3 separate regions of the Mus musculus genome follow, and all the other regions are linked to region 1. Evidence: chromatin loops called from intact Hi-C (ENCODE). Cell type or tissue: heart. All regions are shown on one strand. Links, peaks and the distances in the headings refer to the core of each region. The heading gives the core; the rest is flanking DNA.

Region 1 (10,534 bases), core at 1,353-9,352:
AGGTAGAATAGTGCATGAATTTAATTCCAGCATTTGAGAGGCAGAAGTGGGAGAATCTCTGTGAGTTTGAGGTCAGCATGAGAGTTCCAGGACAGCCAAGGCTTCACAGGAAAATCCTGTCTTGAAAAAAAAAAAAAACCAAAATAATGATGATGATGATGATGATAATGATACTGATGTTGAAAAGCAATAGAAGACACTGGATGCCAACTTCCGGTCTCCACACATCCATGCACACAAAAGTAAAGAGTAAAAAAAAAAAAAGTTAAAGTTTAGTTCTGTATAAATAGTGACAGTGGAACCCACACTCCTCCGAGTTTGAGGTCACTAAGCACTTGACCTGACCTTAGGGGTAGAACAGAAAAGGGCATGGTGAATGTGGGCTTGGGAAACATGGCAGGGGACATCCAAGATGGGAGACTGGTAAGCCAAAGCCACACTGCTCTGGTGCGGGGTGCACTGGCTTTCTCGCCCTCAGTAGATGGTCACAGAGACCCCAAGGGTAGATAGACCCCTATAAGCAATTACCATCGTTTGTCCCCTGAGTCAGCTTTTCCCAACGAGAACAGTAGATCTGCAGCACACAGTCACAATTTCAGAGTGGAAGGCAGTTTTCCAACTCCTGGGATTACCACCACTCTAGTCTGTCTTGAAAATTCCAACTAGAAGGCTGAACTGGAAAACAAGTGAATAAAGATGTCTCTGGGCTGCCTGCCGCTGTTGGGCCGCCATGAGGCTGCCTGCTGGGGATAAGCCTTTCCTCAGAGCACACATTTACCCCAGGGTTAGTGTTAGTCACCTCTCCCTGTTATTCAAATCTTTTGAGAAGATCCTCCACATAGACGAGGACACAGTGTTTCTCTGTTGACGCTCACACAGCCTTGATGTCACAGTACTGCAAAAGTGATGGGTGGAGACAGGATTACACTGTCCTGACTTTAGGGACATCTCAGGAACTCCGTGTCACAAACACAGGAAGGCTACATAGTACATCTTGAGCTGGGCAAAGTGGCACTCCATTGTCATTCCTAGGAAGTTGACAGATGTTGGGAGGCCATCCTGGGCTGCCCAGTGATTTCAAAACTAGTTTGGGCTTTTGAGGCAGACTTTATCTCAGAGACAAATCAAATCAAATCAAAATATCTCAACAACAACAACAACACAACAAACAAACAAAAAACAGACTCTGCTTGAGGTCTCAGGATGTAGCTCAGTTCTAGGGTGCTTGTCTAACAACCACAAAGCTGTGAATTCATCCCCAGCACCACATATACTAGGTGTGGCAGCTCTGGCCTGTAATCTCAGCACTCCGGAGGTGGAAGCAGGAAGACATCAATTCAAGGTCATCCTCAAATACATTGAGTTCAAAGCCAGCCTGCATCAAATAAGGCCCTGTCTCAACAACAACATCATCATCATCATCGTCGTCTTCATCATCATCATCATCAAACACTTCTTGAAGCAACAGAGATAAAAGTCATTTAAAACTAGGCATGTCCTAAAAACTCTCTGCTAAGTAGTAAACCATTGCTAGACGTTGTTGCTCTCATCTGTAATCAGTGTGGTACTCAGGAGGCTGAGGCAAGAGACTGTCTGAGAGTTTGAGGCTAGCTGGGTTACCCAACTTCAATTGACAACAGCGCCCCTTCATGTGAGGCTATGTGTACAGAAGGCACGATCCACTACCCCACTCAAGTCACATGTCCCCTCAAGCACTGTGGAGCAGAGACCATTGGCAATCCCACCTTAGAGTTGAAGGAACTGAGGCTCTGAGTGCGTGGTGTAAACAGTGCAGTCGGGAATGATGGGCCAGGCTGAGGCCTTCCCATGAAGCAGGCCACATGCGGCTCTGAGGCATTGAAGTAGCACTGGGTTCTGGCTTTGGAAAAGCTGATGTGGGATTGTGGAAGGTGAGAAAATCCCCACGGGCCTCAAACCAGAGGCTGCACAAACCTTCTTCCTCTCCAGCTCAGACTCCCCAATCTACATAGCCTCTCTGACTGGTGGGCACTTCCTGGGCTTGTCCTACTATCTGGTGATATGAGACACACCCAGAAGCTCTGCCCCAGGGCTGAGGGCTTGTCTGGAAGCCTGAGAAGCCAGGAAGTTTATCTCTTTGCTGAGAACCTAGTGCAGTTCCTGGGAACAGCCCTTCCCCAGGAAGCTGTCAGTCACAGCAGCTCCAATGTCATACATCAGAGGCCATTCTGGGGTGGCCTGTAGGGCCTTGTGTGTCATAATGAAGACTATTTAACATTTAAATAAAAAAGATGTTGGGGCTGGAGAGATGGCTCTGCTGTTGAGAGCACTGATTGCTCTTCCAGAGGTCCTGAGTTCAGTTCCCAGTAACCACATTGTGGCTCACAACCATCTGTAATGGGATCTGATGCCCTCTTTTGGTGTGCAGGTGTACATGTGGGCAAAACACTGTAAATAAATAAACCGTTGTTTCCTTGTTTTTCTTGGACAGGCATGCAACAATGAACATGGAAGCCACTGGCTGGGGGTGTCTCGGATGTCCCTTGATCATCTAGCATACTAGTTCTTCAACTTAAAGTCACCAAGAGCCAAGACGGTGACAATGTTACCCAAAAGCCCCATACTTGCCTCTCTGGTCTCTTTTTGGTTTTTCCTGTGTTTGTTTGCTTGAGTGCCTTGCTGTGGATTGAAGTCCACAGATGAGGAATACTCCCAGCCCTTGGCATGCCCCTTTTGACCTTGGTCTTAGCTCTCAAAGTGTCACAAACATCAACAGAAAGTTTTCCACGCCATCTATTATTCATCTTCTCAGAAGTGATATACTAATTTTTTGGCTCTTATGGATTATGGAGTCTACAAGAAGACCCAGGGAAACTGGAGTTTGCTATTGGAACATGCATTATGCCTTCACTTTGACAATTTGGATTTGGAGGAGGGACATATGGCTTCCCTTAGATAGAACTTGTACTGTCTCATTCACCATAGCCCCTTCATTCATTATCGTCCTCCATTCTGAGGCCACATCTCAGCTCCTACCGAGCTCCTTTGGGCTGGGTTGGCTTTGCTTGCTTCTGTTGTCATCTGGATCCTGTAAGCTTCTGGGCGAACGCACTTCAGCAATTTCAAACAACCTATAGGGAGTGTGGCTCAGGAAGAAAAGGGACCCGTCCTCAGCGCCCGGGCTCCACAGCTAGCTCTACCCTAACTTTCTGGTCCTTTGACAGATCAGTAGCCCTGGCAGGTTTGTGTGTGTGTGTGTGTATGTGTGTGTGTGTGTGTGTGTGAGAGAGAGAGAGAGAGACAGACAGACAGAGACAGAGAGAGACAGAGAGAAACAGAGAGAGAGAGAATGTGTTTGTTTTACCTTCAAGTATGTCTGTGTACCACTTTAATGCCTGGTACCCATAAAGGCCAGGAGAGGGCATCAAATCCCTAGAAACTGGGGTTAAGGAAAGCTCCGAGCCTGTCTTGTGGGTGTTGGGAATTGAACCCAGGTCCTCTGGGAGAGCAGCAAGTTCTAACTGCTGAGCTATCCCTAGCCCCACGTGTTTGTTCATTTGTGATGTGACACACCACTACCTTTGATTCAGGGAACCAGAGCAGAATTGAAGTCAGCCTTGGCTAGCTAGAGATAACTTGTCTAAAAGCAAAATAAAATACCCCACAAACAAACAAACAAACAAACAAACAAAGAAAAGCAAGAAAAGAATTGCCTTTGAGAATTCAGAAACATGCAGTCATCTCCCCATGTCAATGTCGGGTGAACTTTCTCCATCAAGGGTAAATGTTTCAGGCTTTGAAGGCAATGAAGGTGATGCTATTCAGTCGGGCAACTATCTGGAGGAAACCCAGGCAATTCAAAACCAGTAGGTGTAGCTATATACAAATAGAAGTTGATTGGCAGATCTTTATTTTTGCGGGGTGCATTTTGTTGACTGTCGCCAAAACTCTGTTCTCTCTCCTGTTGCTTCTCTTCCATACCACACACTGTGCTTCACGAAGTTACCATTATTATTTTAAGTATTGGCTAACTGCCTGGGGATGGAGCTGAGGTAATGGAATGTTTGCTATTACACAGGAAGCCCTGGGTTTGATCCCCAACACCATAGGGTGGCACACGTCTGACATCCCAGTACTCAGGAGGAAGAGGCAGAAGGATTGGAAGGTGAACATCATTCTCAGCTACATAGTGAGTCTGACGCTCATTTTTTCAAGAGGTGGGCTCAACACATGCTAATCAGATGGTCCAAGAATGAGTCTCACCACTGCTCTGGGACAATCTTAAAAAAAAAAAAAAAAGATGGGAGTTTTCAATAGTCCTCCTTTGTTATACTCCAAATGGAAAAATGAGTTCTATGGAACAGATTTTAAATCTGCACAGAAGAAACCCAGAAAGAAAGCTCTCCAGATCACAGTGATCTGCTCTGTGAAGAACAACTGATGGAAAATGGGAGTGAAGGCTGGCAACATCTGCCAGGCACACAAGAACCAAGTGTGGAGAGGCCCAGAGGCTGCTTTCAAATGGCCGGGGTCTTCTGAAGAAATTCAGGAAGATACTGAGTTATACTTCAGTTTTTGGCGTGGTTTCTATAAAGACGGCACTTGGGTATTGCTATGTCCTCCACCTTCATAGCCTTCCTCAGTTCTCAACTGTACTAAGAATAGAATCTCAACATCTCACCCAGCTGCAAAGCCGCCCCATCTTTCTCCTTCCTTCATTTCCCTGCTACCCTGACTCCTGGTTCTATGCAGAGCCTCAGACACTGCTCCAGGAGTTTAAAAAGGCTCTTTTGTGTCCTTTCCTCCCAGACAGTTCAAACTACCTTTCACCTCCCCAAGAAGGTTTCCCAGCAACCACACAGGGAGCCATGCACTTCCTCTCCTCCTTCAAGCCCAGGTTTCTCTAACTGCTATGGAACATCCTGGGTACTGGTCACTTAAAGTCCAGGACTCACCCTGCCATCATGAGGGCTGATTCCATACCATGTGGATACCCAAATCTTGTATGTAAACCTCTGCACATACACACTGCGCATTTTTCATCCACTCAGCTAATGAACTGAAAACTTGGTGTTTTAGGCCAGGGATTAGCCACGGGATGCAACAAAAGGTCAGTAGGTCAATCTCTGCTCTGGACAAGCAGTTGGCTAGAGGGTGATAAATACATGACTATTCTTTCTTCCTTTCCTTTCCTTTGTTTCTAAAAGGCCGGATGCAGAGCCAGCTAGAGAAACCCCAGGCAAGGATTGTCTCCTAATTTACAATGCGCATCAGGATCTCTCCACCTCAGCACTACTAAAATTTAGGGCTGGTAAATGGTCCTGGGTGCTGTAGGAAGTTTGGCGGCACCTCTGGGCTCTGACCACTAGAGGCCAGTAGCTTCTCCATGCAAGTTGTGGCTGCCAAAACTCTGGCTAGGACTGAACCAGCTTCCAGCAGTCAGTCACCTGCACCTTCTCTGAGACTCTGAGATAAGCTCTCTGAATCTGGAAATACAGAGCACAAACATTAGGAGTGCCTCTATGTAACTAATTCGAAGAGCAAGCAATCCCAGATTATCCAGGTAGCTTGCAGCATGGGTCTAAAATGAAAGAGAAACCAAGACACACACCGCACACATAACTGAATGGCCTCCTCTCCTGGCATAGACTTGTATTCATGGTGGAGTGTCAGATAGCATCAGTAACACCACAGCTTCCATAGCCATGCATTGATGGACCTCTTCAGAGCACACATTGGAATGATTCATTTTACAACCCAGGTGGGAAGGTGACATCACTCACTCCATCTTCCACAGGAGAAAGGGACCCTAGATCATCTGTCTCTCACCTCTTTCCTTTTCTCCTGGTCCTGAATCTGTGGCACAAGCAGTCTCCCTGTCTCACCTTCACAAGTAACTTAGATCTCATAGATGTCTGCCGCTATACCTCTGAGCCTTGTTATTGATTTTTTTTTTAAGACTGGGTCTATATTACCCATGCTGTTCTTGAACTTGTGTACTCAAGAGACCCTTCTGCTAGGATTAGATATGTGTCACTAGGCAGTTCAAGGTTTTATTTTGCTTAAAAACATTAGACTCCCCTGGAGCAAACATGGAGACCTGCAGGCAACATTCAACTTTAGACACTGTTGGCTACAGTTTGCTGGAAACTGACCTACAAACCCACTTGACCTGTACTGTTGCTTTTAGCAAACACAGCATCTGCTATCTCAAAAGCTCGTGTTACTCCTTGAAAGGCATGTCCTGGGGGCTGGCCTGGGATAAAGGTGTTGAAATCACTGGCAAGAGGCCTGTCCATACACCTAAAAGGCAGACTAGTGTCATCTCTAGAGAAGGCCACTGTCTCTGGTGACCTCTCTATATGGTATTTCTTGGGCAGGCAATCCAGAAAAGTTGCAAAAGCAGCCAGACTGCCAGGGTCATGTGATGTGGAAATACTTCCACCAGGATCCCAGGGTCCTAGGGTCCCAGGGGTCGAAGCTTGAGTCCTGAAGACCCTACAGAGCTCAGCCAGTGTCCTCAATTGAATGGTAAAAGAGAAAACGAAGCAAGGAGAGGCATTCACTGATGTCAAGAACATCGGGAAGAGGTAAGAATGAAGGGGTCCAGTGACCATGTATGACATGACATGAGGCTTATGCTTAACCAAAGAGTAAGGACCACATGGTCCTGGTCAAGGTGTGGTCTTCCTTATCCGAGAAACATCACTGTCCCAGCTCCCTCAGAACTGTGTGAAATCTCCCCTTCTGGCTGGCATCATCCTTGAGTATAAAACTCCTGGGGGTAGCAGCCATTTCTTGGGACCCACTCCCTTAGGCTGCCTTTTCTCTCGCCGGGATTGTTATATACCTCAGAGCAGAGTCAGGCCAGGTGGACTCCCATGTTCTGCCTTATCCAGTAGTAGGCTGGTTCCCCACCTGTAAAAGGAGGGGTTTATGCCAGATAAACATTAACTCTTTGCTGCCCAGGGTGGTGGCTACCAGCCGCATATGGCTGCTGAACATCAAGATATAGCTGATACGAACTGAGACACGTTCAAGTGTAACACGAGGGGGCTTTTAAAAATGTATTTCGGCACATGTTCATGCTGCACATGCTAAAATATACTATTGCAAATTTAAAATACAGGACAAAAATGAAAAATTCTTATTTACAACTTTTGCTTTCATGAGATACAAATAAATCTTGCCTTTTGAAATTAACTTTACTTGTGTTTTACTTTTAAAAGAAAAAACAACAACAACAAAAGACCAACCATTTTTTATGTGACTACAGAAAAATCTTAAATTACATCTGTAGCACATATGTCTCCAGGGAACAACGGCCTTCTCTAGCCTTTGTCTATCAGTCACTATCTGTGGGCAAAAATGTATTTATGAAAAATAGAAGGCACAGGCAAATGCCAAAGCAGGGGTGCTCTGCAACATCACAAATAAACCGTGACTCTGCTTGTCACCCTGACTACATTTATAATCGTCTCTGTGGCCATCATAAAGTATTTGGGGCCGTTTGCTGACAGACCATCTGAGTGAGCTGGCCATTGGCAGATGATGCTCACATTCTTGGGGACAATAAGGAAGGAGGAGAGACAGCCACACTCATCTCTATGGCTTTTAACTGTCCACAGATCCACAACAGGATTCTTCGCTAAATTGAATTTGGTTAAAATGGGATTTAGGGTTCTACCTGTCATTTTTCATTCCTCCGCCATACCTTTCTACCGTTCTGCAACAGTGACTTGACCTTTGGTTGTGCACGTGAAACGCACTTCCATAACAAAGGTGATTCTGAGAACTCAAATGCAAGGAGAACCACTGATGTCCAAGCTGCAGTGAGGCTCATCCTGTTCTGGATGACTGAGGCTCTGCTCTGAAGACTGAAGACCGCTTCAGGAGTCCAGCAAAGACTGACAGCCAAGGGAATTCAGTTGAAATGAAATGAACCATCACCCAGTCAGTAGAGCCAGATTAAGCCAAACACCCCCATCCTTTACCATGCCAGAGAGCTCTCCTGTGGTTTCTCTGATATGTAACTAACTGCAGGTTTCCAGATTCTAACAGACAAGCTCAACACACCAGATTGTCTAAACCATGCAAAGCAACCACACAGAAGGATCTCTGACATGCTGTCCCTGCTGGGTTAAGGCCCTTGAATGAACCCAGAATCTCAAGCAACTCTACCCGTATGCTATGCTCCCAGAGGTTCTCAGCACTTGTAAGGCAAAGTGAGCAGGGTCTCTGTGATCCAAACACCTTTCCCTCCTGGTTCATTAAGATCAACCTTCACCGCATCCCTTAGGCTCAGGCAGGCGAAGAAGTTCCACTTAGGATAGGGGGACTCTACACACAAGTCCAGGCAGGCAAGGGTGGGTCAGTCCAAGAAGCAGAAAGGCATTCCTATAAATGTGGGTGGCATGGACTAGGCACTGTCTGCATCATTCTATACTAGGAGAGTGAAGAACTTCCACCTAGGGCCCGAGTCATACTACAGAAGAATAGGAAAAACTTCCCTGATGGAACCAAGTGGTGTAGTGAAGTTTAAATCCTGGAACTATGTTGGGACCACAGCTATGACTTTCTACATGCCATTTCTACATATGTGTACAATGGTGTGTGTGTGTGTGTGTGCGCGCGCGCGCGCGAACACACATGAAACTTGTTCAGCTAGCTGGCCACCATCCCTGGAATCATGAGTGTATGACACTGAACCCAGCTTTTTCCATCATTTCTACTGCAATTTTATTTCAGGCACAAGTGAAGGCAGATCCTCATTTAGCCTGTGTGAGTTCTGCCAACAGTGAACAGGGTAGTTCTACCTAGCCTGGAAGGATAGCCGAGGCAGAGGTGAGGGGTAGGTGGTAAGAGGGCAAACCTTGGAGGCTGGCAGACAAAGGTTTGGCCTCAGGTGGTAGAGACTTGAGGGAAAGGCAGCTAGAGCCTGATAGTCCTAGAATATGAAGACGAAGCCTGCTGACTGGATCTGAGGTAGATCGCTTATATCAATGGACCGGGTTTGGTGGTAGTGTAGCTGGATGGGAGTATCATCTATGAAGGGACTCTAGCCAGCCCAGGCCTGGCACACACAGCCCTGGCAGACCTTGTCCCTTCTTCCCCATTCCTTCTGCTTTGCTAAAAACCATTAGATTACATTCCTGAAGTGAGCCCCCAAGGCCTATTCCCTTATTTGGCCACTTCCTCCTCTTGAGGCTGACAACCAAGGCCCAGCTATCCAAAGTACTGAAGTCCAGCAATCAAAAGCCCCCTTTAGCTCACCTAATTAACATGCCCAATTAAAATTAAGTACCTCATCCTAACACGGGTTTTCCCCTTTTAAACTGTCATTTTTCCTATGGGCCATGTCTGTCTCCTCTCTATCCAGAGACAGTCATTTGTCCTCCCTTCCCCCCCAGCACATATACCTCTTACCCCTCTCCTTTGCCCCTTTTCTCCCCTTTCCACTGTTCTCCTTCTCTCCTCCCTCTTCCTGTATCATCTGTCTTTGTCCCTTATCCCTGCCTTTTGTCTCCTCTGTGCTGAGCATTTGGTCATGGGGTATCTTGAACCGACTTCTGAGGTTTCCTACAGAGGTCCTCAGCAGATGGTAGGTGCAGTGGGAGGAAGAAGGGAATAAACTTTGGGGATTTGTGAAAGACCTGTCAGCACAGGGTCACTGAATTGTACAGGCAGCTTGGAGGAAGCTGTGAGATTCAAAAAGGAAGGCTCATGATGACTGAACATGCACATTGCTAAAACTGGAGCATGTTCTGGAGTAATATCTTTCATATATAAACTCTTTCATCCAATTCACCCTTCAAATGTGGTTGCAGTCGGTGTACATATCTATCACCTGGCTACAGATAGCACGTTACCCTGTTTAGGGTTCCACGTCCCTCCATCTCCCCATGTTTGCATACTGGCCTTATAGAGCAGGAAAAGAGTATTTTGATTTTTAGTTTTGTTTTTTTGTTTTTTGTTTTTTTTTTTTTTTTTTTTTTTTTTTTTTTTTTTTTTTTTTTTTTTACAGAGGTAGCTAAGGAAAATGAATCACGATGCTGTGAACAACTGGAAAACATGTGTATCCAGAGTAGGATTTATGTGGCTTCCAGGATGTGACCCTACAGGAACCATGACCAAGGGCATCCACAGTTACTCCAGGATGCTTGGACCATCTGGGTCTTTTCCATGCGCCCCATGTCTTCTAACCTAACTTGCTTCCCTGACCCAGGACACGTGAGAAACCAAGAAACCACAAATCAAAGCTTGCCACTGGTGGTTAGCAACTCTGCTTTAGAGCACACACTGGGCAGGGAGAGTAGTGATGAAGAAAAGGTTGCTGAATGTCTTCCAATGAATGAGCTCTGCACAAAAACCACAGAGCATTAATAACCATGAAGGATGATAAGCCTAATGTGAAGTTCAGTTACGAGTCAAGACTCCTCATCTTTTATGATGTCTGAGAAGAAGTGCTTTGCCACTGCGTAGGTATCATTCTGAATTAAGCTCCACTCCTACCTGTTGTAGTAAATACGTACTCTCAATTGAGGGTTTCTACCCC
Region 2 (10,534 bases), core at 948-8,947, 65 kb before region 1:
GGAGAGTTGGATGTTTTGCCAGAATTAGTCATCTGTGGTGAACATTTTCTTTGAAATAGAAACTCTGAGGGCTACTAACATTTTCAGAGTTAGACAAATTTTGCTTTTCTTGAAATGAAACTTAAAGACAGGAAGAGTTCCCCAAGGCTGATACCAAGTCAAAGGGGAAAGACCGTTCTACTAAAATTAAAGCTCCCAATATTGCTATAAGTTTGATAAATAGATTAAAAAAAATAAACCAAGATAATATGGGTTCTCTCTCTCATTGGCAGTCAGAAACCAAAGCAAGAATACCAACAAGGAATGACTTTTGGGGTAAACGTATGGTCACACTCATCCACTGTGGTCCTTTATACCATGGGATCCCAGTTAGGAGTCTGACTCCCTCTGCCAGTTAAGAACTGACTGCAGAGCTTTAGGTAAAGCCTTGAAGTGTGTCCTGTCCTTTTAAAAACACTGGCTTGTTCATCCCTCTCCCACCTCGTGGTGGGAGGTGGGAGACCGAGTGAAAGCTGCCTAGAAGAAAGCCCATTGGTGGGCTCGGAAAGAAGGGAGAGAGGGGCACACCCTCATTAATGCCATTGTTCAACAGACTTACCAAGCTGATGCCAGGCAATTATATATACTCAAGACCCACTAAAGGGCAGGGCTTTGGGACAGTCTCAGTAGAATGAAAATTCCCCATTTTAGGACATGGCCACAGACAGTTTATTTTGACATTGACTCACTGCAAAAAGAAAACTTGACACTTGAGTAGAAAACACTCAAAAGGAGAGCAGTAGACACTTGAACAAAGTGAGTACGGTTGAGACCTCTCCTCCCACCCACCCATCTCCTAAAGAACCAGTCTTGGAAGGCGGTACCAGCACTGGTGGCACACACCGAGGAGATCCTTGTCCACAGAATTCATGAGGTCACTTCACCTGTGAATGACAGCTCTGATTCTCCAGGGATTAACCCATGAAACACCTCCTCCCACTTCCTTGGCTTCGGAGTGAACCTTCTGTAAGTTTGGGATTAAGTTAGAATTCCCATCTCCTATATTTGGTCCCCCAGAAGTTGTGAGAAAGGAAGACAGGAAGAAATTCTTTTGAAGCAGAGAAACCCAGATGACATTCCTGAAAAGCTTTCTCCGTACTCAGACACCTGTTCAGAACAAATTTGAGGCTTGAGATTCTGCAGATAGCTTACAACGAAGATTACTGCATTCCTTCCAGGACGTGAGATAGTGAGATATGGGAACAAGCATATACGAACAAGCACACGCACACACACACACACACACACACACACACACACACACACACACACACATTCACTCACCAGAGCACCAGAGATCAGAAGACCTGGGCTGCATACCACTCCCCTACAGGTCCAGGCCCATACATAGCTCTACACAACCTGGCCTCTTTTGGAACTTGCAAATGCTGAACAATATATGCAGAAATATACCAATATTGGTTAAAGAGTCTCAAAAGTGTCTTTATATCAACAAGTCCATAGGAAGCCACCCAGCCCTTCAACATAGGGAAATGTCGGGTTAACTCAAAGTTCTCATCAGAGTCCTAATTTAGTCACTTCCACATAGAAGGGGACTGACTGGCTTTCTAATAACCAGGATCGACTTCTTCCCCCTTGGTGTGGCTCTCAGACTGACCTCTGCAACACTAGCCTTCTCCTTACTTTCAAAAGTTCTTCAATGTCCTTTCAAAACACTATGGTTTTCATTCATGAAGCAACAGGAAAAGACTGCCCGCCTTCAGGCAAATGTTAAGAAAATACAAAACATCCCAAAGCAGGCTGGGTATGGCAGCACATCTCTGTACTCCCAGCAAGCCCTGAAACTAAGCAGGGTGACTGGACTCTAGACTGTGCAGCCAGGCTAAGAAATACAGTTAGACTTCTGACTTAAAACAAAACCGAACAACCAAACAACCAACAAATCAACAGCAAAACCAATAGAAAAGCACAACGTTTGATGGTTTTTTTGTGTTTTTTTTGTTTGTTTGTTTGTTTTGTTTTTGTTTTTTGAGACAGGGTTTCTCTGTATAGCCCTGGTTGTCCTGGAATTGGTTTTTTATATATGTTTTAGCCACAGCATAGGGCTAGCAAACTGTCACAACTCTTCCAATGATAGGACAAACACATGCAGTAGGGCTGGCACCGCAGGGGCTTGGGAGCTGAGGCTGGAGAACTGGCGGTTCGAGGCTGATCTGGGCCACTAAGTACAGAGCTTCATACCAGTTCAAGCTCTGAACTTACCAGCTACTAGATGGTGTGGGCTGGCATACAATCTGCCTTCCTCCATTCCTCAAGAGATAGAAAGCATTTTGACTAGGGTGTGTACGGAAGGGGAGGAGAGCGCTCACTGAAGCAGCCTGTCCAGGCTTCTCGTTCAAATGGGAGGCTCTATAGAGATGGGTTTCCTTTCTTACTAGGGGTCCCTGTGAACATGATGTTGGAAGGGGTCTTCAGGAGAGAAAAGACTCTCGGGCTGCAGGGGAAAGAGGGAACTTGTGTGGATATTCTGCATTCTGCAGAAGTCTCCTGAAAATGATTTCCATTCTTAGGCGTAGCACAAAGGCACATTCCTTTCAGCCACTTTCTCTGGAGCACCCGAGCTCCTTTAGCCACGCCCAAACAGAACCCTGGGCTAGGTCAGAGTCCCACAAGAAAACAAACAAGGCTTTGAGTCTTTTGTGACCAAATCAAAGAGCTGCTCAAATTGAGAGAGAGAGAGAGAGAGAGAGAGAGAGAGAGAGAGAGAGAGAGAGAGAGAGAGAGAGAGAGAGAGAGAAACACATGCTCTACCACACACTGTTTACTACTTTTGACAAACACACCCAATCAGAAAGAAGAAATCTGAGTTTAGCTAAACCATGGAAATGTTTGTAAACTCTTGGCTGTTGCTGCCCACTGAGTGAAGTCTCTGAAATTAACCTTTTAAGAGTCAATGCGTGAAACAAAAACAAAACAACAACACGATCAACAGCAGCAGCAGCAACAACAACTACAAAAACCCTGGCTACTCCCGCCCTGGAAAAAAAGACTGCTTGCCAAATTCAAATTTGCCTTGGCAAGATGCTTACCAAAGTAACAATTCAGCTCTCCTGTGAGGTTACAAAGAAAGCATTTCCCCTTGACTCTGGAGAGAATGCCTTTCATGTGATCTTCGAATTATGTCACTTAAAGGTACACCAAATAAACTTCTCTTTCCTATTTCTTGTTTCTTCCCACACTGCCTAATACAGACTCTGTAGGATGAAAACCAACAGGGAGGTCCACTTGAGGCTGGACAGGAACAAGGTCCCTGAGGGTTGGTCTGTGTTCTTTTCTCTGGGTTGGGGGGCTTGGACACAGGTGTGCTCCCCCCACCTCGCCCCTAGTCTTCATACTCCTAGCATATGCTACAAAACAAAAGCACCCACAACCTCTGGAAAGACAGTGAAAAATACTGTCAGTAAGCATGCAGGTTACAGAAGGACGCACAGCCAGAAAATGCTCAACAGATGTGTCACACGCATAGAGCAAGAGCAGGCAGCAACTGGGACCTTTCAAAGTGGTACAACCCCCACCCCTGGATAGAATCCTTCTGCAGTTCTAAACATCTGAAGCTTGGTGTGTAGCATCTGCCTAAAAAAGGGAGATCTTTCCATTCAATTCAGATGGGAGAGTGTGTCATTTGGAACTCCAGGTTAAACTTCATCCCAGACAACTAACAGGACACACCGGCTGACAAGGGTTACAGTACATTTTATGCCTGAAATGGGTAGAAGGGCACTTACCAATTTGGTCTTCTGGGATCAGTGACTCAATAGGGGGGTCCAGTTCAGAGCTCTGAGACAAATAGTTCTTGACCTGGGTCATAAACTGCCGGATGGTCTGCAGCATATCGGTGCTGGACACATGGCACTCCTTGTTCTCCTTCAGGAAGCTCACGTAGTCCTGCACCAAGCACCCAAAATAGGTGCATTTGTCCCGGGACAGCTCGGCGATCCTGCGGACCATCCGCTTCTCAGGGGTCATGAAGGAGCTGAACACCCCGCTCATCTTTCGCAACTGGGACTTGACAAGCTTGGGCAGCACAAAAGAGCTGTTCCTCTTCTTTTTGGACTTGATGGGAGGTGCCATGGTCTCTTGGTCACTCTCCCCTTCGTAGTCCTCCAGGCTGCTGGTGGTGTCAGCCTCGTACCCATACAGAGGCATGCTCCGGTCGAACTCCAGCGAGTCGGAGGAGGAAGTGGAAAGGCTCATGTCGCTCAGCCTCTGCCTGGCTCCATGGCACGGTGGTGGCTGTGATTCAGAGCCGGGCGGCGGCGCCCTTGTGCAATCCCCGGGGGCGTCCCTAGGCGGGGCTCCACCTGCGTGCCCAGCTGTGCCCATCTCTAACTCCAGCTCTAGCTCGGGCTCCGGCTCCGACCTCCGGCTGGGCCGGCGGGCAGTCAAGGTCTTGGCGCTGCTTTCTGCTTCCAAAAAAGAAGCCTGCTTCTTCAGCCGGGGTGGAGGGATGGGAGTTGGTTTTGTTCCAAGCAGAGCTACGTTCCCATGTTTGCTATGGTTGACTGTTTCTGGCATGCTCGTCTGGGGTTCAGTCCTGGATAGCCCAGGGCTTGTGTGCAGACTATTAATAGCGGGTGGCGGGGGCCTGGGTGGGGGGGACCGAGGTCTCTCGGTGCCATTCGCGTTGGGAGTCCTTGTGCTCGGCCGCTTTGGGCCTGTGCTGAGGTCCTGGCTGTGCACTTTCAAGAAAAGAGGATTAATAAAACACAAGGCTCCGTTGGTCTGGCTGCACTCCAGCTCCGAAGGCGTCCTGGTTTTTATAGAATGCACTCCATTTATAAGGCAGAGCTGACGCAAGGAGGCAGGGCAGATGCCGGCTGAGGGAAGAGGCCTATGGGGAGGTGGGGAGTTCAGGGGTTTGTTGTCTGCCGAGGAGCTCCAAAAATCTGTAAGTCATTATCAGCAAAGACAAGAATGTAAATATAGTGCACTCGGGACATTCCTACACACACACACACACACACACACACACACACACACACACACACTGTGGGGCAACAGGGGCTTAACTTGGGGTCTGCTTTTTTCCTTTGATCCTCTCCGCCCCCCTTTCCCTTACTGGAAAGGGCATGAAGGCAGCTATGGGTTCACAGGGAGACGCCACCAGGGGCCTCTCACCTTCAAAGCCTTTGAGAAAGGTTGGCTGAGCCAACAGGCAGCTCCAGCCCAGCCCTTCACACAGGTAAGAAGGACAAAGAAAACTGGAATGAGTCCAGGATAAGCTCGTAAAAGACACGGAACTACTGAGCCTGTGCTTTTCAAAATCCCACTTAGCCTAGAGAGCAACGCCACCCTTTCCAATCTACTTCTCCCGGGTGCCCTCCAAGGAGGAGGCGGCCAGCCAAGGAATCCATCTGGCCTCCAAGTTCCCCTTTATGAGGTAGGACCAGCAGCTGGGCCTGGGGGATATTACACAACCTACTTGTGGTTTTACAGATTCAGCATTAAAACCCAACAAAGAGGGAAAACGGCATTCAAGGGTCCCATCCCTACAGGGGGTAGACTAGGGATACAGAGTGAGTGTGTGTGTCTGTGTGTGTGTGTGTTCATATTAGGTTCTAGACATCAAACACTGTGTAGTCTGATTGTCAACCTATCCAAAAACCAAAGTCCTAAAATCTTAAAAAGAATTCTCTTTCCATCTAGGAGGAAAATATTTTAACTAAAGTTAAACTCATACTGATTCTGCCAGAGCATTGGGGTAAAGTCAAACCAGGTGAACTGTGTGTATTGTCAGCCACTGTGTGGTAGAATCTTGCTGTGGGGTGGGGGTGGGGCGACTAGCAGAAGCAGACTTACAGTGAGTCCCACCTGCCTGAGTAAGGACCTTAGGTAGGATGAGGGACATGGCCCACAGCAGTGTGTGTGTGTGTGTGTGTGTGTGTGTGTGTGTGTGTGTGTGTGTGTGTGTATAGCTGATTAAGAGGGGAAGAGACAGGTGTCATTAAGAGATCTTCATCCTTACTCTCCTCACAGCACCAGAGTAGCAGAGGTGCCTCTGTACCACTGAGGATAAAAGCCCCACACTGCACCTCTCTTTCCCTTAGTGCTGCCTTTCCCCAGAAAGACGCCACAGGAAGGGAAGGCTCTGGCATCTCAAACAGGCTTATGCTGAGCTCACTACTTCTGGGGAGCCCTGCTAGTTTGATGAGAGGAGATTTAGGGGTTACCGAGGCACACTTAGCTCCAGTATTTGAGAGTCGGATGGGCATTGGGTAATGAATCCTAGAAAATGTGACTCAGGGACCTCATGGTTCCATGAGCTGCATTTTGTTATGGAAGTGAGATTCTTACAAGTGTTTTTGATGTAGCATGGGGCCACAAGGGATTCATTTTAAGATAGAGCCATGCACGGACACCCACTTACTTAGTCCCAGTTGGGCTAGTTCTTCAAGCTGAGACTCCGTCTTGGCTGTTGAAATGGCATAAGGCAGCTTCAAGGTGAATGGCAAAACGTCCCTGTTGCAAGCAAAATGGAGAGAGAGAAGGTTTGTAATTACTTGGCTGGTGACTCTCTCTTACATTATTATTATTATTATTTTTTTACTCTGGAAATGTTTCATCTTAAACCGTCGAAAACATCTCAAGTGGACACCATACCACACGCAACCAGACCTTCTCTCTTTTTGGTGACTCTCATCTGATTTATCCCACTGTGGGACAGGCCGAGACACAAGGCTGCTTGATTGAATCTGTGCCAATGATCAAGTCTCCCTGATGGGTAGCATTAGGGGTGCAGAGTTCAATATCAGAATGATTATGCTGGCAATCTCATCACTCCTGCAATGCAGGGTGACCCGCTTGGCGAGATGCCAACCCTCGTGTTGCACTCTTCCTCTCTAGACAGGGACATTCGATCATCAATCCCCATCACCTTACAGGCAGCAGGCGCTCAGCAAGTGAGTATCTGCTGGCAAGGAAGTATCGAATGCAGTTTCACTGTGCCACATTCCAACTGGAGATCACTCGTGTGACCTCTGTGTGCTGGAAATGAAAGTCTCTACTGTGTTTTACAGCTGATGTGCTCTAACTTGGATGTACACATACATAGGTCTCGGGGGGCGGGGGGTGTCAGTCTAGTCATATTACAAATTGCATACTTAGATTCAGGCAATATGGGTGGGACTCCCAGGTCATGGATGTCACTTGCCATTGGATCAACCTTCGAAGGTAAGTTTCAGGTGCCTCATGTCAACAACCATCAAAGATCATGGCACCATGTGCTGATGTGCCATATGCAGAGGGGACCCAGAGAGTGACAAGCCTAATAGGAAAGCACCAAGCCGACAACAGGATCCTGCCATGGTCAGGGCATAAAGTCTTCAGGAGCAAATGCATGGGCCATGGTATGTTTCTCAGACAGGGGAGAGGCAGATGGAAGAAACAGCTGCTCATTTTCATCTGCAAGGCTGAGAACCAAGCTCTTAGAACTCATAAGGTTAACACAGGTGTCAGCACAAGCCCCTGTCCAGGTGAATGTCATATTCAAAGACAACAGTGACCCAAACAAAAAGGTGTTATTTATTTATTTATTGATAGTGTTGTTAGACTTATAAAAATTAATTATCTACTCCTTCACTCCACAAATGTTTATTATCAGCTAGGAGAAACAGACATTGTTCTGGGCTAGGAAGAAAACACACGTCCCTGCCAGAGGAGAGAACCAAGACAATGAACACTACCAGGATATAAACAAGTAAGCTATGTACAGAATTTATGGGAAGGGCCACAGACCATGGGAAAACATGTGTGAAGGGGAAACAGACTGCTTGAAGCCAGGTGTTAGGAGGCACGCTTGCAGCACTGTGTATGACAAGGAGGCTTAAGCAGGAGGATCAGAAGTTCCAGGCCAGCTGGAATTTGCCACACAGCAAATTCCAGAACAGCCTGCCTCAAAAATAAAATAAATAAAAATAAAAATATAAGAGGGCCAGCCAGTGAGATGGCCTAGTGAATAAAGGTTGTTGCTATGCCAACCTGGACACCCGAGCTTGATCCAAAAAACCCATGGAAAGATGAATGGAGAGACCTGAGTCCAAGAGTTGTGCTCTGGCATCCGGCATCCACATGCACGCCATGGCACCAGCAACCCCCCCTCTCCCCACTCACCCTTTAAAAAAGAAATTAAGCCAATAAAGAAAAAAGAGTATTTGAAAGCAATTGGAACCTAGGCCAAGATTTCTAAATAGTTAATTCAGATTTTATGTAATATACATATATATATACATATATACACACATACCCACACAGTCTGGGGGAGAAAGGGGGTCTCAAGAAATGACCAGTAGTTAAAGCACTTGCCTCACAAGTTTGAGGACCGGAATTTAGAACCTTTAAACCTATGTAAGTGTCAGGCGGGTAGATGACCCCTGTAACACAGCCTCATAAAGCAGAGGTAAGGAACTTCCAGAGCAAGCTGCCTAGTGAGAATAGCCATAGTGCTGAGCTCTGGCTTTGGCTGAGAGACCCTGCCTCAGTGAGTAAGGTGGATGTTCCACTGAGGGTGATTCCTGCAATAGCACATATATGCATGTGTGCCCTGCCCACATGCACCCACACACATGCACAATGCATACACGCCACACACACAAGCAGGAGAAGATGTATCCAGTGAGTAAATCACACAGGGAAGACAATTCCAGGGAGTGGGAACAGTTGGTGAACAGGGCCTGGGATGGGGAGGGCCTGCTACATGGAGAACAGCAGCAAGTGGGTCACTGTGGCAGGCACGGAGTTAGTGAGCGATAGAAACGGAAGCTCCCGCCTCTTATTTTGTCATCAAAACCATGCCTTGCAAGTTTCTGTTGAAGAGAATCACACACCAGATCATCCTGTTGTTTATGGTGAGATTAGGCAACACCGTGGAATGAACTAGATCAAATCTGGGCGGCTGGAAAAATCTTGGAACGCTTAAAGCTGTTGACAGTCAATTACAAAGCTGCAGAGTCCATGAAAATAACAAAGCAAGGGTGTTCTAACACCCGATTGTGTCACCCAAACTCTACCATGCTCTACTCCGATGTCAGGAGGCTGCTTCTCCAGCCCTGATTGACTCCTGCTTCCATGAGGCCTTTACACCTGACCTGAGATTGTGAACAGTTTCTTCAGTGTCCTGTTGGGGCAGTGACCCTGGCTCTAACCTGAAGTGGAGATCAATGAGAACTAGAATCTTGTAACATGAAAGTATATCGCAAACACGTGTTTGTAAAAACCTCACTCAGTCCATTCAAATCTACTTTCTTTATGCAATGCAGAGAAAAGTAACGTGTAACAAAACCAGCCTATGTTTATTTTAAGCTTTTCCCTAGCTCAGCATGCTGCCTGGAGTCTAAACATCATCTGACGGCTTGGGTTTTCTTAATGACATAGGACAGGAAGCTATACCTGGCTTTTGTTAATAGACGGTTGTAGGTTTTGACTTATTTAGACAATTAGATGTTGTACATGAGCCATCTTACACTGGAGTACCCAGCATCTTAACACTCACCCATGACACACACGCATGACACCCCTCCACACACACACTTCTTTCTTATCTCCACCTCATTTAAAAAACAAAGGAGCCCCGATGTTAAAGTTTGCACATAACAAAACAGAACCAACATCTTACATACAGAACTTTCTCCCAAGAGTTCCAGTACACGCACAATCTAGATTTATTTTATCTTTGCTCTGTATGTTTTGTTTCTAAAGAAAGAGAAACTAATATTATTCAGCAGCATTCTATATCTGCTAGTTTTGTTTCTTCTTTAGATTTGCTTCTTTCCCTTATGAGTTTTTGCCTGCATGTATATCTTGCCAAATGTATGCCCAGTGCCCTTAGAGACCAGAAAGGTATGTCGGATTCCCTGGGACTGGAGTGACAGCTGTGATCCAAGAATCAAATACCAGTCCTCTAGCACACCAGCCAGCGCTCTTACCACTGCCCCACCCCAGCAATTTCTACAGCAGCTCAGAGCTGCTGGGTTCTGATTATATGATGGTAAGAAAGCACCTCACTCTTATAGTTCTAATTCACAAGGCTGCCAGGAGGGCAAGGGATAATGTGCCTGTTGTGCCTGGCACAAATATGCAAGACATAAGCTATTATTTCAATATTAGAAGTACGGTCCTAACCGGGAGGTGGTGGCGCACACCTTTAATCTCAGCACTTGGGAGGCAGAGGCAGGCGGATTTCTGAGTTGGAGGCCAGCCTGGTCTACAGAGTCAGTTCCAGGACAGCCAAGGCTACACAGAGAAACCCTGTCTCGAAAAACAACAACAACCACCACCACAACAACAACAAAAACAGAAGTACGGTCCAAGCCCAGTAGCAATATCAGTATCACCTGGGGGCTTACTGGACATGCAGAATGTGGCACAGCCCAGACCTTTTGAGACCCTCTTAACAGAGTTACAATTGATGCTGGGGTACAATTGAGTGTGAGAGGCAGTTGTTTCTCTGTACTGTGCTGGCAATGTCCCAGCTGCTGAT
Region 3 (10,534 bases), core at 812-8,811, 88 kb before region 1:
TTTGGGTACATGATTATATTCTGACTCAAACAAATAGCTGCCACCACCACCACCAACAACAAAAAAGACAACTGAAGAATATTGCAAAAATTATTTTACATAGGATTATTGTACAGTATTACAATGTATTATGTGCAAAATTCCATTGAAAATCATTTACAAAAGGAAGCACAACCCAGCATGTGCCAAGGGAGGGTTCTGGGACAACAAAAGCCTTGTACAGGGTACGAGGTCCTCCAGATCAGATGCCTGAACATCCTTACACAGGATAGTAACATGGCTTTCTGCTTTTGTTTTGCAATGATCTGTATTACACTGATGTATGACCCTTCTGGAATACGTGTGTCCATAAACTCATCTTATACAACATAAGTCTAACTTCACCATACATCCATGTTTTCTGCTTGTTTTGCTCATTATTTGTCACACTGAGGATGGAACCCAGCATGCTAGTGTGTGAATGTTAGCTCTACCATGCCCCAACCAAATACAGAAGGTTTGTTTTTTGTTTTGTTTTGTTTTTGGTTTGGTTTTGGTTTTAGTGCATTCTCTCCCCATCAACATCTCATTGAACTCAACTAAACTCGTATTATACATGACTTGGTTTCTGCCTCCAAATAAATGGATGTCCTTAGTGTCGGCTTACAAAATGGGTCAGAGGGATCGTTATCCTTGATTTACTTTTCCCCAAAGCAGATAGCATATGGAACAGATCTTTGTCAAAGCTCACCGCAGCACATATTTTACAGTACTGACTCCTTTTCCAACGTCTTGCGAAGAGCCTGAACCTGCAGACTACATTCCTCAGTCCCCCCCTTAGAGTCTGTGTTTCTCTCTCTACCTCTCTCTACATTCATTTCTCTTCTAATTCTCAGCCTCGATTGCTTAAAAACATAAACAGACACCAGCACTAAAAGTGAACAATGTAACAATACACCGCTAAAAGTGAACAATGTAACAACAATGTAACAACAGTACACCCGATTTTTCAAAGGCAGCCTGTGGCCAGCGTCAGGGATTTCTTTAAGACAACCAGAAGTCTCTCCCCACAAATTTGCCGAAAATATCCAGTTATAGAAGAGAGATTATCTATGAGGCGTCTAAAATGCAGTACTCTCAAATCCAGCAAGAGATTTATCTTCAAATATTAAATGTTAAATCACATGCATACTTATAGAATATTTTAAAAGTTACAAAAATATTTTAAAAACCAATCCTGACAGTTTACCTGCAACTGCTATAAAATTTTCTATGAAATATATAAAAACACAAAGGCTCTTTGTAAAAAAAAAAAAGTATAGGATGAAGGATGGACAAAAGAAGGGCAAGAGGGAAGGATGGAGCCATCCACAAAGCTGAGAGGGACCTGACGAACTGCATCGGACAGTCTTGTCAACAGCTGCTATCGAATCCAAGAGAAGAGTTTGTACCTTAAGTGTTTCCTCAGCACATATACAGATGTGTAAGCCAACCCTGAAGCTGGCTAAGGTTAACTAGTTAACTAACCAGTGATCTCAGGACACCTGAACCATTAAATGCAATTTACCATTTCTGGATGAGAGTCTTACTATTTCCCAAATCTCAGCTACCTCATCTGGGCAATGTATCTAAAGGATGCCCTTGGCCAAATCAGCCTATGGATGGCTTAGTCACTGAACTGAGGGATGCTTGAGGAGGTGGCTGTCTTCTAAGCTCAAACCCAAGGCAGCCAGAAAGCTAGACTCTCAGCTCCCTTTTTGGATGTATCAATGGGAAGTCCCAAGTGTCCCCTATGAGGGAGTGAGGTCTTCTCCATTCTGGAAAATCACCCCGTAAGGATCACTCTTGATTCGTTTGTAGACAAAGTGGAAGATGTGGGGCTGAGGCCGGCTGTGCAGTTCGGCCTTGATCTTCTGAGGATAAGTGTCCTCTGCCAGTTGTTGCCATGTCTCATCAACAAAGAGAAACAGGCTGTACTCTTCAGGGTCCTCCACCTTAAATTTCTCAGCACAGAGCTGACACACATCCTCTGTGGTGATGTACGGTCTCACAAGGAGGGTCTTCCCAGTGCATCCGCTGTTGACCTCTTGGAAGGCAACTCGGAGGTAATTCTGCAAGGGGAAAACAGAGATGTCAGGAGCTAGCGCAGAAAAGAAAACAGACGCTGTTCAGAGGTAAGTGCAAGGCCAAACTGGAGAGCCACTCAAGGCTCGGGCTTGTCCAGATGTTTAGTCAGACCACACAGCTCTTGCCAGGAAAGATTCTGATCTGTACTTGGACAGTGGCAGAGACCATGGCGGGGACTGAACTGCCACGTGTTAACTCATTGCAAAGGGAAACAACAGGAAGTCCCGCCAGCCCTGGTTTTCATCTTTCTATATCCATTATAAGGCCAGCTGCTGAAGAGATCCTGACTAAGAGTGTGAACCATATCCAAAGTGGGATTTTTCTCAGCTTGAAAAATAACCCAAACAGCAGGAGAGTCTGGGGCAGCAGTTAGCAGGAAGGGATTTAAAACATCTAGACATACCAGCACCCATGATGCTTGCTTTGTGCCATTCTAGGAAGCCTACCCAAAGACAACAATGCTTGGTCAAACTGCTGAGGTCTGACCACTCTCCCCAAATGGTGATCTCATGCGGCGCCACCTTACATAAGACTCCCAGTCTCCCAGTGGCTGGGGCTGAAATGTGGGAAGAATCAGGGAAGGGATGTTGATTCTGCCAGAAGGCTTTTGAGACGGGGCTGACTAAGCATAACGTGATGCTGGGGAAGTAAAAGGAGCCGGCTGCAAGCTTGGCATTAAGAGTCATGTAGGTGCCTTAGGAGACAGTGAGCCTCTCGGGACCCCCATCTCCTTGCATATCCGATATGGCAGTAGCCCAACGTCTGCATGAGCTAAACAACTCACCGTGTGGATGCTCTTGAACAACCTAAGCAGGTGTGTGTGTGCGCACAGCATGTGTTGTTCTTTTGTAGTTGGTGTGTCTGAAAGGAATTTCTGAGAAAATTGCAGTCCTGGAGAACATGCTGACCTTGCTTTTCAAGCACGGGCTTGACTTTGAACCAAGGCTTGTTTTCAGAGAAGTGGGAGGGGGAAGGCAAGGGAGGAGAATCTGGACACAAAGGCAAATACATCCTGCCGTTTCAGGTTCCTGCTAGGGAACTGGCTGTGCAGCACTTGGAAATAAAGCACAGCCACGTTTCAGGCTTCCACAGGAGCCTTCAGATGATTGCCCAAAGAGAGCTGCAGATCCGATCCCCATTGCACAGACAGAAGGAACTCGGGGGTTGCTGGGCCAGGGAAAGGCTCTGTGTCACCCTATGGGGACCACACAGCAGCTCGACCTCTCAAACTGAGGTGCTGTCCTAAGAGCCGGACTGATTCCAGGGGATTCGGTTTAGAACTTGAAGGAGAAAGTGGGGAGGGGTGGCGGTAGAAAGATACCTTGTTGCACCTCCCCCACTTCCCAAAGGGTAACAGGGGTGGAGGGGGGGAGGGGATGGGGGCGCTGCAGGATAAGCACTGCTGTTTCCTGAGGAAACTGGATATCCGTTCCCTCTGCCTCGGCTTTCTCCTTTGGACATTTTGTTGGGTTAGGTATTTAACAGCAGGCCAACTGTGTGTATGTTTTATGTGGAGATAATTATATTTATCTTTATGTTTAAAAGTGAGTCACACCCAGTAGAGACTATGTCTTGACTTTTACTTTTATTTTTCCTTCTTTTTTCTATAAGTGTTAGGGAAGGAACCCAGGACATTGCACATTTGGTCTACCACTGAACTATCCTAACAGCCAGGTTTTGAATCTATAACCTCCCCCACCCCCAGGCTGGCTATATTGAATACCATCCACCAGATAAGGCTGGATAGCAGTGATGAACTGGCCCTGACAATCAGCAACAAGATCACAATTCGATACAACAAATCTTCCCCACAGGTGCCCACTGTTTTCCTACATTACCATGTTTGATAGGTTAGATACAGTTAGTGCACTTTTCTCTTCTAGTGTAGCCAGTGAGAACATGGACCTTTGAAAGTCGAGGTGCATCTGTGTACACGTCTAAAGACACTGGAGTGACCAGAGGGTGGCTTCATTATTCCTTTTCTACAAGGTGACTCCCCCTGAGCCAGGCCCTCAGGCCCTAAGGCCATGTGCTGTAGGAAATAGCTCTACCTTCCCTGGAGACGGGGAAGCAGGGCTGGGACTTGGACTTGGGTGTGTACCTGAAAGTCGTCAACGGAGGGGATAGTTCGGTTGGTGGTTCTCCGCTTGTGCCACTGCCTCAGCGTGTCCCTGGCTTCGGAGCTGAGCAGTCTCGCAGCCTGTTCTTCTTGGAAATTCTTTATCAGAGATAGCGCCCCATAGGCACTGGTCAAGTAATAGCCTCCTGGAAGAGCAGTGAAAATGGGTCCTTAGGAGTGTCACACTGGCGATGGCAGCGGAGATGCACAGACGTTAATGTCATACAATTCTAGGGACAGAGTCTAGGGACTGACCCCTGTATACTAAAATCTATGGATGCTTAATTCATCATTAAAAAAGTCACAGCATTTGCATATGATCTACATAATCCTCCCATAAATCTTACATCATCATTAGATGACTTAAAATACCCTGTAGAATAGAAACATTACATAAAGAGCTTAGGGGAAAGGACAATTAAAAAGTTTATATGTGTTTGTTTCATTTTTTTTCCTTAAATTTTACAGCTTGTGGTTGATTGAATTCTCAGGCGCAGAGCCTTACAGGCATGGAAGTAGACGGTGATTTCTCCATCGCTTCCACAGAGACTCACACCCTACAGCGTATCACTCATCTCTACTCAAGCATTCATCTCACACACATTTATGGAGTGATCCAAGCCTGTGCCAGGGGCAGGGAACACCCAAGAGCCCATAGCATTCCTGTTGCCACATTTAAGAGAAGAGATTTATATATTAAATACAGTGGTGTCCCTCTGAGAGTGCCATTAAAATTCATCTCTCCTGTCAGTGAGGAGTGCTGACAGACAAGAGACATTTTAAGATATCTATGTATTTTTCTTGGTTTGTCTTAAAAATAAATCAGTTGCTTGCTGAAGAATTTGCAAATGTGCTTGAGTGCCACTAGAGGGCGTTTTGAGGGCGTAGTGAGAATTCTCTGCATGCTACATATTTTGTATTTAAAGACATAGTCCTTCCATAAATCTTATATCATCAATAGATGCCTTATAATACCCCATAGGACAGAAACACTACATAAAGAGTTTAGGGGAAGAAGGACAAAATATCCATTAGAGTTCTACTATGTGTTCAAGACAGAGGTGGGGAACAGGAGATTATGAGAACCTGTATCCCTGTCCCCCAGAAGTGGAGACACACATTAAAGAGGGCAGATGTGACAATTGATTCACTCATAGACCAGAAGTTCATTGCAATCAAGTGAGAAAGAAGTGTCACTTTCATGGCCAAAGCCTTTAATTGCCCACAGGGAGCCTTGCAGAACTCTTTCTGACCCATGTGCAGGATTGAAATGGTTTCACCTCTCAGGAACATGGGTAACAGGCCCGTGAACCCGCATTGGGGTTGAACCTGGCAAAGCAGCCTTGCTGTTGGCAGTCATCGATGGAGATTCCCCCGCCCCCTTTCTTTCTTTGCAATGCTTTAGGGTGCAGCTAGCCACGGGCTCTACCATTTAGCCATAGCCACAAGCCAAGTCAGCCCATATCAGGCTTTTTGTTTAGAGTTTTCCTGACCCTACCATCCACAATTTAAGATCTCTACAGCAACTTTTGCTACAAATTATTAATCCTTAGTATCTGTCCCAGGAATAAGTCACACATGACTCAGTTTATAACGCTAGCTCAAGTGTGTGAATGCCACACAGGGGAGTCCAGGGCAATCTACACGACTACTAGAATCTGCATCCTGGTGTCAGCATTTAACAGTGGCTCCGGGAGCTACAATCCCTGTGGGGTGCTGAGGGGTTCCTTGGACTTTAAATTTTGACTCCACAGTCCTGATATGCTTAGCCCACTAAGGAGAAAACCTCAAATGCTGGAAACACAGAACTGGCCACACTTTGAAACATGTGGATCCAATTAGAGGAAGGTTTTCAATTTCAGCAAAACCATACCCCGCCAGAAGCAAGAGCTCTGAGCTTGCAAGGGGATCTATGGTGCTGGGCTGTAAATGAGAATGGCTGCTTACACAGCAGAAAAGACATGAAACTGTTGTAAAGTCAACCCAAGAGCGCTCTGGACAGGCCACAGAAAGCATGGGCCTGTGACACATGACTGCAGCAACTCTAGGTCCAGATCGGAGGAGCTGCAGTTCAATACCTCAGATTAGTCCAGAGCCGCGGGCAGGCAGCCTGCCTGGGCCATGCTCTCCCCAGGAAGGAAGGCAAGCAGAGTGCCTGGCACAGTTCATGCAGAGGAACCCACGGGCTGTTTAGACATCAGTGTATCCTTTTTTTTTTTTTTATATTATTCTTTTTTTTTTTTCCTTCCTCACAGGGATTCCTGCTGGCGAAGACAATCCTGCCCATCTGTCACAACGCAATGCTGATTTGTTCCCCTTTAAGAAGACAAGCTTGAAACCCGGGATCTCACTCTGAGGCACTGCTGGGAAAGGGGGCAGGAAATGGTGTCTCTGTCCTCAGACCACAAGACGTAAGCATCTAAGTACACACTGTCAACAACAGAAGGATGCTTTTCTAAGGGACACTGAGACACTCTTTTCCCCAAAGCCTCAAGGGGTCTTCTTGCTACTAGAAACCACCAAAATAAACCCCAAACCGCAATAATCACATGGTGGGAAAAGGGTTGGCTCCACACTGGAGCTTACAAATGTCTACCTCGGTGCCTGGACAAAGCCACACTCATTGTCTCTACTGCCCAATCCCTGGAAGAGGAAAAGACACCGTGGGAGTCACGGGCTCATATTGGAATATCTGGGTCCCCGGCTGAAATTTCATGGATACGGCCGGGTGAGACACAGAGGCCGGAAGAGCTCATTCACATCTGCCTCGGCTTGGGGACAGGATGGAGGATACTTATCCCAAGTTAGTGGCGCCCAAAAAGGGATGGGGCGGGCATGTCTTCCTAGATGATGTAAACCCAGGGCATCCCAAGGACAGGTAGACCTTTGTGCTCAAGCCCAGACTGAAACTCAACAGGAACAGAGAAACACAGCTGCCCCATCAGGGTCTATCTGGGTGCCCAAGAGACTCCTGAAAAGAATTAACAGATGTGCACACAGGCCCCGATTTGTCTCCTTCCAGAATGACCAGCTCACAGGAGAGTCCCAGCTCTTGTCGCCTTTCAAGGTTGTGAGCTACACAGTCAAGCATCTGAAGGCTCTTTATGATCCAACCTCTAACTGATGCAGAAGGAGCTAGGATGTCCTCAGTTAAGACTGAGCGCAGGGTAGGACTGAACCTGAACACCAAAGCAAACAGCAAGCACACCAATGGTGTTGTTTGAAACAAGTCTTTTGTTGTTGTTGTTGTTGTTAAGGCCAGCTTTTCATTGATTTTAGTGGTAACAATAGCAGGCTATTTTTCTATCAGTGTAACTATTCTTTAATAAAAACTCAGCAACTTTCTAAATAAAAGAATCCGTATTTTTTTAATGATATTTTAAGGGCTGTGGTTCAGTGATTGGCTACTTACTTGCTTTGCACATCTGAGGCCCTAGGTTCAATCCCTAGTACTTAGACAAACAAACAAACAAACAAACAAACACAGGCATATCAAACAAAGGGAAACCATATTCTAGTGGATGTTTAATTCTACTAAGTTAAATGTTGATTCTCAGGCTTGGTTGCATTTTCTCCTTTTTTAATTTCAATTTTTCTACAATGAATTACTATTATTACTGTAATTTTTTTTAAAGTCATAATTTGTTTGGGGGAACAGGGTCTCATGCTGTCCAGGCTGGCCTCTAACTCACTATTTAGTCAAGGATAACCTTGAATTTCTGACTCTCTCAAGTGCTAGGATTAGAGGCATGTACCAAATCACCCAGGCTAGTAGGTAGCTTTAAATTAGCTTTAAATTCCAATTAGTCCTGCAGTTAATCAATGAGATGTCAAGCAACCCAGGAACTGGTTTCCTAGCCACAGGGATGTATTTGGGGTGATAAAGACGCTTTGGAGCTAGATAGAGGTGGTAGTGGACAGCACTCTCTGTATGCACTCCCAGTCGTGTGTGTGTGTGTGTGTGTGTGTGTGTGTGTGTGTGTGTGTGTACACGAATGCTCGAATAAAGATAGACACCAGAGGACAACCTTTGGTATTATTCCTCAGATTCCATACACCTTGTTACCTGAGACTGGATCTCTTTTGGTGTGGAGCTCACTGCTGATCTGGCCTGGCTGGCAGGCCAGTGTGTCTCCACCTCCCCAGGGCTGGGATTGCAATTTATACCAACATTTCGAGCTCTGCGATGCATATGCTGGGGTTTAAAGGCAGACTCAAAAGCATTTCACTGGCTCAGCTATTTCCCTCACCGTGCTTTTAAGCCTGGTCTTTGCTGTGTAGCTCAGGCCGGCCTGGACTCCAAAGCGTGCTGCTTCAACCTCTCAAATGCCAAGGTGACAGTTGTAGACCACCGTGCCCAGGTCCAAAGTGGCTAATCTTACATTCCATGAATTTTATCTCAAATTTAAAATGTGTAATCCCCGTCAACTGCTCCTCCCCTCCCCCAAAACCTCGCTGTCCAGTTCCTCTGACACATGGAGGGGTATATTACCTTCTCCGTGCAGCAGTGATGGGTCCAGGAGTTCCATCATGTACTCGATTTCCGTGTCCAGTTCAAGCATGTCACACTGAGCTATGACATAGGTCAGGACTGGCAAGAAGTCGTCTGCACCGTACATCCTCCCTAGGATCAGAAGAGAGGGCAAGGTGGGATATTTTTATCTATGTTTCTTTCTTTCACATCCTATTTGCTGCTTTTATTAGCCACCAAGGAGTCATGCTGGGGAAATGTGCTACTTATAAACAGGTGTGGGAGTTCCTGGAATTCACTTACGTGGCCCTTGACTCTTCCCCCTGCTTTCTGGGACTAGCCCTTGCTCACAATCTCATAATGAATGTCTCCGAGACAGCTCAGATTTTCTTCCCATTTTTAAGATTTGTGCACTAGAACAGAGTGCTTTTAAGTGTTTTAAGCTGTTATCAAGGCATAATATAAACCCCGAATGAAAGATTTCCTTAGGCTAATTCTTTGCAGCTCACTGTCTTCTGTGTACATCTATTGAAAATGCAATGACAGACCAAACTTACGCCAGAAGAAAATTTTGCTCTCTGCTCAATGTTCATTTTATTTGTTTGATTTATTTAAATCTATGTTGATGAAAGAAATTCAGTGCATTGATGATAGCACCTGATTAATAGCAATATAGAGGGAGGAGGAGGAAGAGGAAGAGGAGGAGGAAGAAGGAGGAGGAGGAAGAAGAGGAAGAGGAGGAGGAAAAGAAGGAGAAGAAGGAAAAGATGGAGAAGGAGAAAAATAAGTCCTTATCTCTTATGTTGTTTGCTTGCAATGGTGGTGACTTAATGGCTTAAATGGAGTGATTTTTGCCAGCAGAAAGCACACTTGACACTATCTGGAAACAGTTTTCATGATCACAGCTGGAAGGTGAGGGTGCGGATGGTATTCAGGATGCTGCTAAGCTTCTCCAGAGGAAGTGGAACAGCCCCCACAATGAAGATAATCATGTCTGAAACAGTACCAGTGTACAGATGGAGAGACAATGCTATCAGAACAATGTAATCCTGAGCAGGTATTATTTTGGAAATTTTTATAAATGATCTCATGAGCTACAGAGATATGTGCTTCAGATTTCAGAGGCCTTGTCCACAGGCTGGCAATAGCTCAAGGTCTATGTGTGTGTGTGTGTGCGTGTGTGTGTGTGTGTGTGTGTGTGTGTGTGTGTGTGTACATGCACATAGAAGCCAGGGGTTGACATTAGGTGTTGTCCTCAATTGTTCTCTTCTGTATTTATTGAGGCAGAGTTTCTCACTTGGAGCTTACCGATTTGGCTATTCTAACTAGTCAGATTATCCTGGGGATCCCCTTTTCTCTGCCTCACAAGTGTGGGGTTGTGGGTAAGCTGCCACACATATCCACCCAGCATCTGTGTGGATGCTGGAGATCTGAACTCTGGTCCTTAAGCTTGCCTGACAAGCGCTTTGCTGGCTGAACCACCTCCCTGGTCCCAAGAGCTCAGAGGTTAAAATCTTCACTCATTATAGTCTGCAATGCATGCACATGTGCATTCCTATCCACTCCAGCAATGGGTAAGAAAGCCTGTGTTTTCTCTCTGTGGTTTTTCTACCATGGCAATTTCTGCCAAGAAAAAAGGTTGGTCATCGCCCACTCTCTGTAGGCCTGGGACAGGGTGGGCTCAGTCACTACCCATGATGAATCATGGGACTTCTGCATCTTTAGGAAAGAGCCAGGGGAATTCTGAGGACTTATTTCCTACTTTGTAGTTCTTTGATGGCTTCTGATCACATCGTTTCAGCCTCATTTCACCAAGCACTCCAGATTTCTCATACACG

Evidence for each region. Hi-C counts contacts between places; a loop is a spot of excess contacts. Peaks named below come from ENCODE experiments on the same cell type or tissue, not always from the same donor. Only the 100,000 strongest peaks of a DNase experiment are listed, where the experiment ranks them.
Region 2: it touches region 1 in a loop (1.9-fold over the local background); 6 of 42 quality-filtered maps call a loop at or near these places.
Region 3: a loop joins it to region 1, with 4 times the contacts of the local background. A loop is called at or near these places in 7 of 42 quality-filtered maps.

What each region holds. Positions count from the first base shown.
Region 1 is chr2:145,789,571-145,800,104 of GRCm38, reverse strand. All of the region lies in intron 2 of Rin2 (Ras and Rab interactor 2), which reads right to left. Among named protein-coding and RNA genes, the nearest start is that of Rin2, 8.7 kb to the right of the region's middle. In heart, for the core only: a CTCF peak has its summit at 5,339 (motif pointing right); a DNase peak (open chromatin) is centred at 5,344.
Region 2 is chr2:145,854,426-145,864,959 of GRCm38, reverse strand. It overlaps Rin2 (Ras and Rab interactor 2), which reads right to left. Exons shown (of 13, transcript NM_028724.4): 8 at 6,428-6,519; 9 at 3,786-4,946. Among named protein-coding and RNA genes, the nearest start is that of Gm39954, 34 kb to the left of the region's middle. In heart, for the core only: a CTCF peak has its summit at 4,334; DNase peaks (open chromatin) are centred at 2,629, 3,059, 4,329, 5,409 and 3 weaker places; H3K4me3 peaks cover 3,211 bases; H3K27ac peaks cover 3,565 bases.
Region 3 is chr2:145,877,159-145,887,692 of GRCm38, reverse strand. Rin2 (Ras and Rab interactor 2) reads right to left here. Exons shown (of 13, transcript NM_028724.4): 11 at 8,718-8,849; 12 at 4,208-4,371; 13 at 77-2,090. The coding sequence ends at 1,770. It overlaps Gm39954 (a long non-coding RNA gene), which reads left to right. Exons shown (of 3, transcript XR_866798.2): 3 at 6,481-7,579. Among named protein-coding and RNA genes, the nearest start is that of Gm39954, 12 kb to the left of the region's middle. In heart, for the core only: a CTCF peak has its summit at 5,090 (motif pointing right); DNase peaks (open chromatin) are centred at 2,222, 2,642, 3,122 and 6,492; H3K27ac peaks cover 2,392 bases.